Regions from separate parts of the Homo sapiens genome. Here region 1 is linked to region 2. Evidence: read pairs that join two places in POLR2A ChIA-PET (ENCODE). Cell type or tissue: OCI-LY7. All regions are shown on one strand.

Region 1 (5,000 bases), 280 kb after region 2:
GAGCACAGGGTTGTGAAATTTTCTATTGAAAATCCTGGCACATTTAGAACACAGTGGAGAAGAAATTTACTGGAGGAGATTTGCCCACTTGTTGCAAAACTCTGTTGCTGTCACTGTAAGACCTTTGGTGCTAGGAACTATAGGTAAAGGGATGAAGTTGAAGTGTAGGATCTCACTGTGATTTTGAAGCTCTGTTACAGGGTAGAGGCCTGTGTTAAGTACAAGCTTGAGATGGGAGAGAAAGAGCAGATACAGCAACTGATGCTGAATTGAGAGAGGATCCAAAGCCCGGAATCCCAGTTGGTTGGATGTTTGCACTTTTTTTTTGTCTGGAGATGCTTCCTAGTCTGTTTCTTGACCGACTGCACATGCTGTTAAATCCACTCAGGTAACACATATGTGTTGGGCGCACAGCCCATGTCCAGATTGGACTCGGAGTTGGGCAGAGGCCAGGTCATGCAGGGCCTTGTAGGCCATGGTAAGGAATTTGGATTTTAGCTTGAATGCGATGAGAAACCATTTCAGAATTTTGAGCAAGGCAGTGACTTTTTTTTTTTTTTTTTTTTTTAAACAAATCTTACTGTTGACTGTTGTATAGAGAATTGACTGTAGAGAGGCAAGAAGAGGACAAGGGAAATCAGTTGCAAGACTTTTTCAGTGGTCCTGGTGAGAGAAGATAGGCTTCTTTGGTAGGCATGGAAGTGGTGGGAAGTGGCAAGAAATGGTCACGTTGTCCTGAGATAATGAGGATATGGATATATGTGGAGTTGTGAAAGAATGAGAATTAAGGAAAATACCTGGATTTTGGAGGTGGATGGAATCAAGAGTTGTGACTCATTTTTGATATATCCTGTGGCTGCCAAGTGATTATGGTCCTTCCACAGGAAGGCCAGGGCTGGAGACACCTATGGGCAAATAGGTGGGCTTTAAAGTTATTGGGCTGGAAGAGGTCACCTCTAGAGTTAGTTCCAATGGAAAAGACTAGGGCCCAGAGGTGGGCTATGGAGCAGTAGGAGCCAGCGCCGTGTCCATTGAGGGGGAAGAAAACCCAGCCAGTCTGGTGTTTCTGGAAAGCAATGGAAGAAATTCTAGCAAGGAAGGTGTGATCAGCTGTGTCAATTGCTGCCAAGAAGTCAGGTTAAAATGAGACTCAGAATTGATTTTTGGTGACATTAGCACAAATCGTTTCTGGGGTAAAGGGTAGTGATGGGGAAATAAAAAGTTTGATTAGAGTGCTTGGATTTTTTGTGGGAGGTGAGAAAAAACAGGACACTATGAATATAGCACCCTTTTCTATAAGGGGCAAAGAGATCAGGGAATATCTGTCATTTTTTAAAGTGGAGAACTCTCACAGCCTGTTTGTATGCTGATGGGAATGATGAGAGAGGGGTGGAGAAGAGCTGTCCATACTAGAGAGAGAGAGGAGACAGTGTCCTGAAATAGGGTGCATCCATGGGTCTCTGGAGCTAGGACAGTCCTCCATTATAACAGGAGAAAGTCAGAGAATATGTACAGATTTAGGAGTGGTACAGTTTTTTCTAGGAAAAAACTAGAGCGTTTTCATTTTATCACTGTGCAGGGTATTGTTGCTGTGTTAAGGGATTAAAAAAAATACACATGTCATAGACAGCAGTTAAATATTCATTTCCTTGCCTCCTCCTACAGTTTAGAAGCTTTGGCCATTTTGTGTTCTGACAGCAAAAATAATTAGAATGGGGGAGGTATAAAAGCAGGTCTCAATCTGTTCTTTCATTTGTTCATTCCTTTATTCATTCCTTACTTTGTTTACCCAGCAAAAATACCTAGTAAAAATATTTCCTCAGCAAACATTTTTTTGAATGTCTATTATATGCCTAGCACAGTCTGGGTCCTGGAGGTACAGTAGTGAAGAAACCAAGTCTCTGCTATCATGAAGCTTATATTCAAATTTATTCCAGACAAATAAATATATTTTGGTTGGCGTTACGTGCTATAAGGGAGAATCAAGCAGGAGAAGGTGGTAGAAAGAGATGGTGGAAAAGAAGAATTTTATTTGTTTATGTTTGAGTAGGGACCTGAGTACAGTTAGGAGCCATTTGGCCCCCTTGTGGAGGGAACTTTTTAGACCCAGGACCTGTGTACAATCCCCCCGGGGGTCGAGGAGAGGGAGAGTGTATTTGGTGTGTTTGAGGAGACACCAGAGTGACTGAAGCTGGATGAGGGAGAGAGGAGAGTTCCAGAAGATGAAATCTAAGATGGAGCTTGAGGCCAGGCTCCAGAGAGCCTTCCAGAACCAAGTAAGACTCAGAAAGGTGGGAGAGACTGGGGGGCTTTGCGCAGAGGAGGGACAGGCTGTGACTTAAGTTCTAAACGTATCTCAGTGTGTGGGAACTGATCCTAAGCTTAACCTCTGGCTTTTGATTTCATTCTCATTTCTCAGTGGTTGAGGGAGATGATGTTACCCCGTGTGAATTATATTAACTGATTTCACATGCAAGATCGTAAATACTGAGTCCTTTTTCAGAGAGTGGACAAAATGGTACCTTTCTCTGAAGACATTAATTGAAAGAGTATTACTTTCCCCAGAGAACGTATTCCAGGTGTCTCTGGTTGTGTACACACACACACACACACACACACACGTGCTGTTGAATTAATATAGCTGATGTTTACTAAAGTTACAAATAACAAAAAATTGGAAATGATGAGGTAATAATATAAATAGAAATGCCAGTCTTTTTTTTTTTTTTTTTTTGCACTCTTTGCATACTCCCTGGGTTTGACCATGTCTCCTACTTAGGAGACTGGTCCAGAGCCCTGAGAAATTAGTTGCATTTATTACTTTTTGACTATTTTTTTTAAATTAAAAAAAGAGGTCAGAAATTGGTAAAAGTTCAAACTACACTAAAATGTTATATAATGAAAAGTAGGTTTTACTTCCCCCTTATGCCCCCCAGACTGTTCCCTAGAGCCAATTATTTTGAACAGTTTTGTATGTCCTCGAAATAGTCCCCGTATGTTCAAGAATATATATTTATATTTTTGTCCCCTTATACAAATCACAGCATATTAAAGAAACTGATCTGCACCTTTAAAATGTTCCTTTGAACATCTTTGCACATGTGTGTTTCAAAATTTAATTGCCCCCCAACTTGATTGCATCCGTTTGCATTCCCAGCAATGGTGGAACATGAATTGCCTGTAGTTTCTACAATTTAATACTGTGAGTTATAATTTTCTGGCTTTAATCTGTGCTAATCTGATAGTAATCTATTATTTTAATTTGCATTTTTCATGGGTACAAGCCATTGTATTTATTTTCCTAAATATTGATAATTTATAACCTTTGATTATCTAGTGAGTTGTTGGCCATTTCTTATTTTAAAGTATTTCAGTGTATAATAATTAAATATATAATTTTTTCATGTGTTTTGCAAATTTTTTTATGTGCTTTGCAAATATTTTTTCCCATCTCTTCATTTGTCGTTTGATTCTGTTTATGCTGTTCCTCCCCCTACTCCGTGCAAATATCTTAAACTGTATAGTCAGATTCATTGATTGATGGAGTCAGCGTCTCACTCCATCACCCAGGCTGGAGTGCAGTGGCACGATCTCTGGTCATTGCAACCTCTGCCTCCTGGGTTCAAGTGATTCTCCTGCCTCAGCCTCTCGAGTGGCTGGAATTACAGGTGCCCACCACCATGACTGGTTAATTTTTGTACTTCTAGTAGAGATGGGGTTTCACCATGTTGGCTGGGCTGGTCCTGAACTCCTGGCCTCAGGTGATCCACCCACCTTGGCCTCCCAAAGTGCTGGGATTACAGGGGTGAGCCACTGTGCCCAGCCAAACATTTTTATTTATTAACCTTGGAGTAAGAAATGTCTCCCTAAACCAATACAAAACCCCTTAGCCATAAAAGGCAATGAATTATAAATCTGACTATAAGGCAGGGCGCGGCTCACGCCTATAATCCCAGTACTTTGGGAGGCAGAGGCGGGTGAATCACCTGAGACCAGGAATGCAAAACCAGCCTGGCCAATATGGAGAAACCTTGTAGCTGGGAGTGGTGTCGCGTGCCTGTAATCCCACCTATTTGAGAGGCTGAGAACCGAGAATTGCTTGAACTGGGGAGGCGGAGGCTGCAGTGAGCCAAGATCGTGCCACTGCACTCCAGCCTGGGAAACACAGAAAGACCTTGTCTCAAAAAAAAAAAAAAAATTTTTTTTTTAAAGTCTCCTACTGCTTTTATGGTAGTTGAACTATTTTTATGGTCTTTAACTGGAAGTTATGATACATACCTTCTTGGGTTTGGGGGTCGTATTTCTACTTAAATAATTTTTGATCCAGTATACAGAATTATTGAACTCTTAATATAAATATTATTTCTTAATCATAGCTGTGCATCTGAATTATCCGAAGAGTGCTTAATTGTTTTCATTTCCACAAATATTCAGTCTCAGGCTTCCTAACCCCTATTCTGATTCTCCAACTCTAAAGGTTGGCTCCTTTGTATGCATTTAGCAAAAGCTTCAGATAGCTTATTTGAAGATATCTTCTCCAACCCTCAACCCCCACCTCCCTGCCCTTTCTCAAAAGGGAGATGTTAGGAATAGTTATTAGAATTTCTTGCGTGTGTGTGTGTGTGTGTGTGTGTGTGTGTGTGTGTGTGTGTGTATTTTAAGGGTTTATTTATAGAAAAATCATCACAGTATTGCTTTAAATATGACTTCATTAAGGTGTTTTACAGGTGGTTAATTAGTGTACTTGGTCAAATGGGAGGCAAAAGGACTAATGATTTGCAGCTCCAGCCCTAGGAATATTTACAGCCGGTAAATACACTTACTGATGTTTCCCGGAATCTTAGGGCAGAAACATCCCTGCACAAATGAATTGCTTAAGTAGTAAAGATGAGCCATAGCTTTGCTTAGTTAGCCATTTTGGTTTAGTAGAATGTAGATAATTGCCATGGAGGCAGGGGGAAACGTTTTGGGAGTGTATAAAGCATGAAGTTGTAAGTATT
Region 2 (5,000 bases):
CATACCCTCTTCAAAGGCAACATCTCCTCCCAGCTTTTAGAATTTAACATCCAGTATCCTCCCACATTTTTACTCAACCTGGCCTTCCAATCTATTTCTTCTATGTCTCCTTTACCAACATGCCTTTATACTTCCAATATATTAGTTCACTTAGTCATCACAGATGAGCAAACCAACTCAAAAACATCAAGCACCTAGCTCTAAAATGACTTCACCAAAGATACACTTTGACAAAATAGGTCACATTCAAGCATAAGGTATATTTCCAAATTTGTTAAAAAACAAATTTCCAAAAAGATAAAATCATGACTCTCATACAAATATAAAATAAACACATGTCAAAGATTGTATTTAGCTCATTGAGAGAACTGATAAGCGATTGCTAGTTCAAAGGAAAATCCACAGAACAGACACATATATAGATGAAGAATAGTGAAATAAATTCACAAATGTGTAAAAAACTGGTTTCTTCGACAATGGGGAAGACAAGTTGAATCTTCACAAGACAGAATTGATTTGCATGTTGAAGAAAAACATCATTTGCATTACTACCAGTTTTCTACAAATTACTTTTAACTTTACACCGTTGTAAAATGACACATATCCTATAAAGGACCAAGTAATCCTGGAGGTTCCAGCATTTGTTGGAGACAGAAACAAGATTTGTTTGATTCTCTTTGATTCAACAAATGAATGAATAAACACCCTTGATTATTGTATTTAGGATTAATTATTCATTCATTCAACACATACTGTTTCTTACTTACTATACCAGTCCATGTTCTAGGTGGGGGAGACAGTACGGTTAATAAAACAGAAATATTTTTGTCTTATATCCTAACGGGGAAAAATAGAACATAAGTAAATAAATAAATTATAAATATATATTAAATGGTATTAGTGCTATGGAGGAAAATAAAGCAAAACAAGGTAGATAGAATGGGGATAATACAGGGAAAGGTACTGTTTTAAAGAAGATGTTTAGGAAAAATTACACTGATGTGGAGCTACTTGAGCAGAGACATGAAGGAAGTGAGGGTCAGAGTTGTACAAATTGCTGGAAAAAGAGCTTTCTAGGCAGAGAGAAGAGCAAGTGCAAAGCCTGAGACAGTAGAAGATTCACGTATGTAGGGCCAGCAAGGAGGCCAGCATGATGGGGCAGAGTGAGCCTGCAGTCAGAAGGGACAGGGCAACAGAAACAGGCAGAGATAGAAAGATGGAAGCCCTTGAAGGCCATGATAAAGACTTAGTGTTTCGAAGTGTTACAGGAGGCAAGTGGAAGGTTTGGGTCCTGAGAGTGGTGGTAGCAGAGGAGACGGGAGGAGAGGGGATTATGCTTTTCACTGGCTGCTGTGGGAAATGGGGCCAAGATTTATTGAAGATTAGTTAGGGGGGCTCTCACAATCTTATGAGAGATTACAGTGGCTTGGAGTAGAATGTAGCTGCGGAAATATGAGAAGTGCACTCTTTTTAGCTATTTTTTTTTCTTTTTGTGTGTGTTTGGGTTTGTTTGTTTGTTTTGAGATACAGTGTTGCTTTGTTGCCCGGGCTGGAGTGCAGTGGTGTGATCACAGCTCACTGCAGCCTCAACCTTCCGGGTTCAAGCGAGTCTCCTACCTTAGCCTCCCCATAGCTGGGACTAGAGGTGCATGCCTGGTTAATTTTTTATGTTTTGTTTTGTTTTGTTTATTGCTTTTTTCTTTTTGTAGAGACAGGGTTTCACCATGTTGGCCAGGCTGGTCCCAACTCCTGGGCTCAAATGATCTGTCTGCCTTGGCCTCCCAAAATGCTTGGATTATAGGCATGAGCCACCGGGCCCAGACGTTTAGCTGAATATTTTAAAGGTGAGGCCAGCAGAGAAATTTCTGCTCCAACCAGCAAGAATAGGAAATAGCTTTGCAACACACACACACACACACACACACACACACACACACAGAGCCCACCTTTTACTCTTCAAAATTATTTCCTACTTCAAAGAAACAAATTTGTTGAAATGCAAAAATATTCCCAGACGATTTTTTTTTTTCTTGAGACAGGGTTTCGCTCTTGTTGCCCAGGCTGGAATGCAATGGCTCGATCTCGGCTCACTGCAACCTCTGCCTCCTGGGTTCAAGGGATTCTCCTGCCTCAGCCTCCCAAGTAGCTGGGATTACAGGCGCCCACAACCATACCTGGCTAATTTTTCTATTTTTAGTAGAGACGGGGTCTCGCCATGTTAGCCAGGCTGGTCTAGAACTGCTGACCCCAGGTGATATGCCCACCTTGGCCTGCTAAAGTGCTGGGATTACAGGCGTGAGCCACTGTGCCCAGCCCCAGAAGATTATTTTTATCATCTCTCATGAAGCGTGTAGAAAATTAACCTGTCTGTGCCTTTTTTTTCTTTTTTACTAAGTCCGTAACACAGGTGCTCGTTTGCAAACCAAAGAGCTTTATTTTGTGTTACACATAAAAGGGCGATTGAAAGAATATCATTCAGTTATGGAATCTATGGCAAATGGAATCAAGCTTTTTAAATGGGCAGGGAAATATGTTTCCTAGATTTTTCCATGGGAGAGGTAGAGGAAGAAAACCTTTTTTCCTCTGCCCTTCTTGGGTCTCTGCCTGGAGCCCTACAAATTGTACTGACAAATGACAAATTAATAATCGAAAACAGAATTGTATTGACAAGTTCACCTCTCATATGTGTCAAAAAGTTAGTTAGAATTTGAAGTCTATACACCTAACTTACTTAAAAGGGAAGAGAGAAAGAGCACTTAGAGAAAAGCAATGACATTTTGGAAAGCCAAAGGAGCCACAGGTGACTAGATGGGAGATATCATGATGGTCTTGTGAAAATGTCCTGTTTGGGTGTAGTGCTGACTTCTCCTCTCCGGGAAGAAAAGATTAGAGATGCTCCCACTAAGGGGATTTCTGACAATTTCATTCTTTTGAGTTCCTTTTGGTATGCTCTGCATTTAGATAGATGAGATATTTATTTCAGAAACTCAAATGCCTTTGGCTCAAAAGTAATTCTTATACCAATGTAGCATATTTTGGGGTGGCACACCCTGATAACGTTCAGAGATGAATATGAAAATAAGTGTTTTATATACAATAATAAAAATCTTAAAAAGAAAATCAATTTAATTAAATAAATTAAATGAATTAATGTATATAAGACACAAAAATAAAATGTATGCTTATGAGCTGGGTGCAGTGGCTCAGGCCTCCAACCCTAGCACTTTAGGAGGCCAAGGTGGGAGCCCGACTTGAGCCCAGGAGTTCAAAACCAGCCTGAGCAGCATAGCCAGGAGACCTCGTCTCTATGAAAAATAAAAACAGGCCAGGTGCAGTGGCTCATGCTTGTAACCCCAGCACTTTGGGAGGCCAAGGAGGGTGGATCACCTGAGGTCAGGAGTTTGAGAGCAGCCTGACCAACGAGGTGAAACCCCACCTCTAGTAAAAATACAAAAATTAGCCAGGCGTGGTAGCAGGCACCTGTAATCCCAGCTACTTGGGAGGCTGAGGCAGGAGAATTGCTTGAACCGGAGAGGCGCCGGTTCCGGTGAGCTAAGATCATGCCATTGCACTCCAGCTTGGGCAACAAGAGCAACACTCCATCTCAAAAAATAAAAATAAAAACAAAATTATCCAGGTGTAGTGGCATGCACCTGTAGTCCCAGCTACTTGGGAAGCTGAGGTGGGAAGATCACTTGAGCCCAGGAAGTCGAGACTGCAGTAAGATATGACTGTGCCACTGCCCTCCAGCCTGGGTGGTGACAGAGCAAGATCCTATCTCAAAAAAAAAAAAAAAAAAAGAAGAAGTTTGCTTAAGCAGTTGTGTATCAAGTAAGAATTGTGCTTATCACAAAAGTCACACAATTTTATCAAGTAACTGAGATCAGTATTCAGTATGCAGTTATAGAAAATGGAAGCTCTGGGGGTTCTGTCTCTTGGCTTTGGAGTGCCCTCCCTCTGTCTCTGTACAGAGGAGCTTCTTCTATCTTTCTTCCCCCTTCTTTATTGCCTATTAGACTCCCTGCTCCTTAAAACTACAAAAAAAGAAAACAAGAAAGAAAATGGAAGCTCTGTGTCACCAATTTAGAGTTTAGTGTTTGCCAAGAGAACTGTTCCTTATTGCAATGACAATAAAACCCCAAACCAAAAGGAATCTAGCTGGATGGAGCATAGTTTTGGAAGTTCATCATAATCCTCTGGAGAATTTTTACTAAAATTTTTGTCGAAACCATAAATTTCCAGACCCCACTGCAAGACGTTTTCATTCAACACATTTGGGTTGATACCTGGACATCTGTACTTTACAATTTTGATGATCATCCACTATGGGGACCTGTAAGTTAAGCCACAATCTGCACCTGAAAAATTTTCAAAATTCACCTACTCAAAGACAGAATCTGAAAATGAAGTTTTGTTTGCTTATTTGGGACACATAGTGCTACTCATTTTATTGAATGATAGAATGTTGGTGCTGAAAGATTATCTCGTCAAAAAGAAAATAAACAGATGAAACAACCAAGGCCCAGAAAGTGCCCATTATCCACAGAAAGCCCAATTCTCCTACACTTTCCTCACCACACTGCCTGCATTCCATCTGGACATTACTTGAAGAATGTGTTTGAATATTTTCCACATGTAATGTGTTTTCCTTACTATGTTTCTATTTATCCAATTTCTACCTATTTTCAGAATGTAATCAAAACAGCATCTACAGATACATATACAACAAATACATATACATACACAGCAAATACACATACAAAAGAAAAAAGAAAAAAGGGAGGGAGGGAGGAAGGAAGGGAGGGAGGGAGGAAGGGAGGCCAAAGAAAAGGGAAGGTAAATATGGCAATGACAATTCATCAACTTTGCAGCGATGCAGTTGAAATGGTGCTAAGCCCTTGAGAGTCAGAGCAAAAAGAGACAACTAGACCATAAGCTTCAGTGAAGGTACGTGGCATGATTTCTTTCTGATTATTTTCCTTCTTGTATTAAGCCATGCA

The links. ChIA-PET counts read pairs that join two places held together with the same protein. Peaks named below come from ENCODE experiments on the same cell type or tissue, not always from the same donor. Only the 100,000 strongest peaks of a DNase experiment are listed, where the experiment ranks them.
Region 1: POLR2A ChIA-PET joins it to region 2 with 10 read pairs; 3 of 35 experiments call an interaction of 5 or more read pairs at or near these places.

What each region holds. Positions count from the first base shown.
Region 1 is chr5:124,722,231-124,727,230 of GRCh38, reverse strand. All of the region lies in intron 2 of ZNF608 (zinc finger protein 608), which reads left to right. Among named protein-coding and RNA genes, the nearest start is that of ZNF608, 22 kb to the left of the region's middle. In OCI-LY7, CTCF peaks have their summits at 1,892 and 2,092; a DNase peak (open chromatin) is centred at 2,110; H3K4me3 peaks cover 3,413 bases; H3K27ac peaks cover 3,694 bases.
Region 2 is chr5:124,997,500-125,002,499 of GRCh38, reverse strand. No RefSeq gene overlaps it. Among named protein-coding and RNA genes, the nearest start is that of ZNF608, 250 kb to the right of the region's middle. RefSeq lists a silencer at 3,697-3,897. In OCI-LY7, no CTCF peak of the experiment used is centred here; DNase peaks (open chromatin) are centred at 1,862 and 2,379; H3K4me3 peaks cover 1,633 bases; H3K27ac peaks cover 3,796 bases.